Regions from separate parts of the Homo sapiens genome. Here region 2 is linked to region 1. A link is an interaction called in ENCODE POLR2A ChIA-PET data of the cell type or tissue named here. Cell type or tissue: HepG2. All regions are shown on one strand.

What was found. Peaks named below come from ENCODE experiments on the same cell type or tissue, not always from the same donor. Only the 100,000 strongest peaks of a DNase experiment are listed, where the experiment ranks them.
Region 2: POLR2A ChIA-PET joins it to region 1 with 10 read pairs; 5 of 35 experiments call an interaction of 5 or more read pairs at or near these places.

What each region holds. Positions count from the first base shown.
Region 1 is chr20:64,241,656-64,244,155 of GRCh38, forward strand. It overlaps MYT1 (myelin transcription factor 1), which reads left to right. Exons shown (of 23, transcript NM_004535.3): 23 at 1-598. Among named protein-coding and RNA genes, the nearest start is that of PCMTD2, 13 kb to the right of the region's middle. In HepG2, a CTCF peak has its summit at 1,304; a DNase peak (open chromatin) is centred at 1,326.
Region 2 is chr20:64,188,386-64,190,885 of GRCh38, forward strand. MYT1 (myelin transcription factor 1) reads left to right here. Exons shown (of 23, transcript NM_004535.3): 2 at 1,678-1,775. Among named protein-coding and RNA genes, the nearest start is that of MYT1, 25 kb to the left of the region's middle. RefSeq lists enhancers at 1-344, 345-1,282. In HepG2, no CTCF peak of the experiment used is centred here; a DNase peak (open chromatin) is centred at 966; H3K4me3 peaks cover 890 bases.

The sequences.
Region 1 (2,500 bases):
AGACCCCACACCAGGGCACCCTAAGAGGGGAAAAAAGTGAATTCAAAGCAAAAATAACTATTTGACTATAATATAGGCCACAAAAAATCTTGATATAACTCCTAGTTATAATTTTGATGCAACCAAGTTATTTTTTATATATTTTGTTATTTATTCTTTTAATAATGGAATTTTTTTAAAAAGTATTTTGTAACTGAGGAATTTTGATAATTTGGGGATTTTGTTTTCCCTTGGTCTAATGGAGAGAAAGACATTTTGGTTTTCTTTTTCCATTTTGGGTTCCTTTTGTTTCAGGCACGGATAACAGCAAATGGAATTCTGTATTTATTATTATTTAAGTGTAGCGCAGATGTGTGTGCTTGGGCGTGTTTCTCGTGTCGCGTTTGCGTGTCGGCTCTTGCGGTGGAGTCCTGTTGCTGTGAGGGAGTGCTGGCCGCAGGCAGCCTCGAGTCACCGCCAGGCTCACAGGCTGTGCCACCCGTCCCTCCGACAGCTCCAATACTGTGACCCTCCTTCCTCAGGAAGCGCGTTGAACCCACAGCACTCCGTGGTGTGTTTGCAGGGTGATTTCCTAATAAAAGTCCACTCTGACTGTGAATCGGTGCTGTGGTCTGTGGGGAGGACATTGTCTCCATTCTTGGTGAGCTCTATCATGCACCCTCCTGGGAGCACATGCCCAGGAGGGGAATCTTCCATCTCTGGTCTCCCCTTGATACCACACGTGGGTCCCCTCTGGTGTCAGCTTAGCCAGTATCTCCTTTTGAAACTACCCTACCTCACCGCCTCCACGTGTGTTTCTAGAAGGTGTAAATCATTGTATCTTGCCCCTTCCCACATGACCAGTCATATGCAAATTGAAGTTTTTCCCAGGAGTCTTCTCTTAGGGTCAGGGAGAATAACTTTTCCTGCTGAGGTTGTTAGACTTGGGGGTGTGGAACTGGGGTTGCCCTGGGCTATCTCTCCTGGCCACAGGATGAAGCCATCAGTAGTAGGAGAGAGTTCAGACATTCTGGAGGGGGGCAAAGCTGACAATGGAGGTAGATGTGAAGGAAAAGGGAGCTCTCTGATGATCTTTTTAGAGCTCATGGACCCAGCCATGTCTGAAGGCACTCCACCCTTGAACTGCCCAGTTATATAAGGCAATGGTTTATTTTTTTTTTTAAGCTGGTATACAAGGCCAAAAAGCCAATGCATACCAGCTTTAAAAAAAAAAAGAGACTTCTCCCCTTTTTCATTTTCGTACTTTTGTGTCAGGTGGAGCTCTAGTGCTCCTAGAGTAAGACCTGGACTTGGGACTTCTAGTCACATTCAGCCTAAACTGTCAACATGCTTTTGACCTCCCTGGAATCTGGCCCTGGTGGTAGTCCTGGAGCGTCCATCTGATATGCAAACAAAGGATCCATCTTCACTGACAAATTCTTAGAAATTCTGGACTGAGTTTCCACCCTCTGCTGTAGTCAGACAGGGTCCACAACACCTGTGGAGGACATTTGATCTGCCTTCAAGGCTCCAACTGCTGGTTGTGGGGGCCCAAGCAGGTGCCAGTGCCCACTGGTGGGTTATGCAGAACATGTTCAACTGTGAGGAAGGGTTCCTGGGGGTCCCCTTTGGTGAGGCCCCATTTGTGATGGGGAGACCAGTGGCCTGGAGTTGTACCCCTTCACGTCAGCACAGCAGATGCTGGGGTGGGTGTGAGCAAGACCGATTCTGAAGTGTCCCCTCAGCAAGCTGAGGTAAAGTCATTCTGGGGGGTATGAGAGTTGGCTGGAGAGGTGGGGACTATGATGTTCCTGCTAGGGGACACAGGCTGTTACCATGATGTTAGAAAGCTGCACAATCCCATAGTTTGATAATGGCACGAGCTGGTCACCCCCAAGAAGATTCTCTCACTTTTCGCTTAGAGGCACTGGCTGGGCCACCAGCCTACTGGGAGCTGAGAGAAAGAGCGTCTAAAGTCACAGGCATGTGCTCTCTTAGGATTTATTTTTGGTATGGGACCCCACAGCTAGGCCTTCTCTACCAGCCTGCAGACCCTCCTGTTTACTGTATCCAGAGGATAAAGCTCAAGGTTTCATCCAGAGGGAGGGGAGTGTTTGCCAGGCTCTCAGAGTCGGGGTGGAGTTCTGGGGAAGGGGGCTACTGGCTCCCGAAACACTTTCTACCAGTTGTCTTCTCCCATCTCCAACAGAATCTGGTGCTACCAGTTATTGGGGGTTCTGAGGTATGGACGGTGTTGGCTCTGAACTTTCTACACTCTGGCTAGAATTCAGTGTTTTGTGTCTCCTAGGCCATTTATTTTGCATCTGTGAATTTTCTGGCTTCTAAATTGCATTGTTGTCCCCTCTTTCATCTCCTCACTCCTGCCAATGTATGCCTTAAAATCTGTCATTTTAGGCAGGTGTAAGAGAGAACAAAGGTAAATACACATGTGCACCTGCTTTCCTTACCTGAATGGGTATGCTTCCAGTTGATGAGCACACGACTGTCTCCCTGAACAGAC
Region 2 (2,500 bases), 53 kb before region 1:
AGGAATTCTGCTTGAGCCTTGCCAATCAGCCCAGTGAGCAGGTTTCTGCAGCATCTTGTCTCCTGGGATAGATACTCAGAAAGTGAACCCTGTGCACTTTGGGGCCTTGTCTCTCAGCTTCTGTTGACACATAAGAAAAGAGACACACAGAGGACCCCACGCCCCATCTTCAAAGTGTGAAGCACACTCCCCGGCTGATACGATTCTTGTCGATTCACTTACGGAATCTTCCAATATGCTTTTCCTCCCTATACCCCACATCCCTGTCACAGAGTTGAGAATTGGATTACCTGGTGGGCAGGTGGGCCCCAGTTAGAGGCCGCTCACACCGGCTCAGTGCAGATGACCAGTGGCAGATGGGAACCCAGGAGGCCTAGAGATCTTGGGTGATAGGGAAGCTCCCGCAGCTCCCTCCTCACTAGTCCAGGCACCGGAGCCTGCGGTGGGAGCCCTGTCATCTCAGCGACGGCCTGCGGGTGACTTACAGCTCAATGAGGGGAGGCACAGAGTAGGTGCACACAGTAGGTGCCGAATCTGAGTGGTTTTATTCGTTCCTCTGTAGACCTCGTATTAGGCTGTCTCCTTGACTACCAAATCTGCTTTCCTCTGTGTTTATGCTCTGGAAGGTAATCCGAAGCCCTTTAATGGGATGGAAGCATTTCCAGATAAGAAGAGGGTGCTGTGGCCAGAGGCACAGGGCTGCCTGGGGCCAGGAGTGGCCAGAACCCTAGAGAAGAATTGCATTTGGGGATGCACATCAAAAACACGAGGAAAAGAAAGAAAGTGGGTGGGAATAGCGTGCCTTCGGCAGAATCCAAACTCACTTCCAAGGCAAAGCCAGGGCCCAACACGAGAATATTCATTTCCTGTTTCATTGTTGGTTACTTAATGACCTTCCTTTGAAATGCTGCAGTTATGTAGAAAGCAGGTTGTCATGGAAACGGGGAGTGACGTGCAGGGAATAGGTACACAATGCGTTTCTTTGTCATGTCCAGCTGATGCGTTCAGCCTCTGCTCAGACATGGGAATTTATGTGAGGAATTAAATATTAACTGGAGGCATTGCCCTGGAGAGAGGCAGAAACACAGGGTGACAAAAGATGCTGGAAACCAGGGCAAAGAGCATGCTGGGGCCCCCGGGATCCTGCGGGAGGCAAAGCTGATTTGAGACCATGGGTGGATCTCACTTTCTTCAATCAATGGGCTCCAGAGAAGTCGTGCAAAACAATCTTCTTTTTCAAATGCATATGTACTGTGCATTCTTTTGAGGGGCAGAAGGATCTGGTTGTAATGCGAATAATTACTCATTAGTCAGCTCATTTTCAAAGTTGGAGGGGTGACATGCCAAGTTTTCTCAAGGTGGCTCTCAGCTGCCTTGTCCCAGCACTCTGCTGGCCGTGGTTGTCAGTGGGAACCAACACCTAGAGCTGGGACAACAGTGCAGGGGACTGCAGGAAGACTCCAGGGAGGCCCCAAGTCAGAGAGAAATTGTCTCTTGTTCCTGAAGCAGCCATGGAGCCATGACCTTGTCTGTTTCTCCGGTGGATTCCAGGAAATAGGCATTGAATATATGATGTTAAAAAAGTGCCTCAAGTTTCTCACTTTCTCCCCTTGAGCCAGCACGGCTGGCACCCACCAAGCTTTCCTTTTCTGACCTTGAACCTTTTTAAACCCTCAGAAAATGAGTTCCGAGGTGAGCTGTTAAATCAGAGGTGGACACACGGAGGCAAGGCCAGCAGCTGCAGGACCTCAAGACACCTGGGCAGACACTGCAAGGTGAGACGTGAGAGGGCAGCCCCTGTCGTAGGGCCCCACCCCATGGCTGCCTGCACAAAGCCTCTCTTCAGCTGCAGGCATGAAGCATGGAGGCGACTTTTGGTCTGATCCTCACCAGAGTCCGGGTTAGGTGAAGGGTAAATGGGGACTAGGATCAGCAATGATCCGGTCACTTTAAAATTAAGGGAAGAAAAATGACTCTGAGTAGATCAAAACTAAAATGTGACCCCAGGCTGGGCCCGGTGGCTCACACCTGTAATCCCAGCACTTTGGGAGGCTGAGGCAGGTGGATCACTTGAGGTCAAGAGTTCAAGACCAGCCTGGCCAACATGGTGAAACCCCGTCTTTACTAAAAACACAAAAATTAGCCGGGCATGGTGGCATGCGCCTGTAATCCCAGCTATTTGGGGGAGGATCCCAGCTAAGGTGGGAGGATCACTTGAGCCTGGGAAGTCAAGGCTGCAGTGAGCTGAGATTGTGCCACTGCACTCCAGCCTGGGTGCAGATCTTATCTCAGAAGTAAAGGGACTAGGAATGGTGGCTTTTATCTCTAATCCCAGCACTTTGGGAGGCTGAGGCAGGTGGATCACTTGAGGTCAAGAGTTCAAGACCAGCCTGGCCAACATGGTGAAACCCCGTCTTTACTAAAAACACAAAAATTAGCCGGGCATGGTGGCATGCGCCTGTAATCCCAGCTACTGGGGAGGCTGAGGCAGGAGAATCAC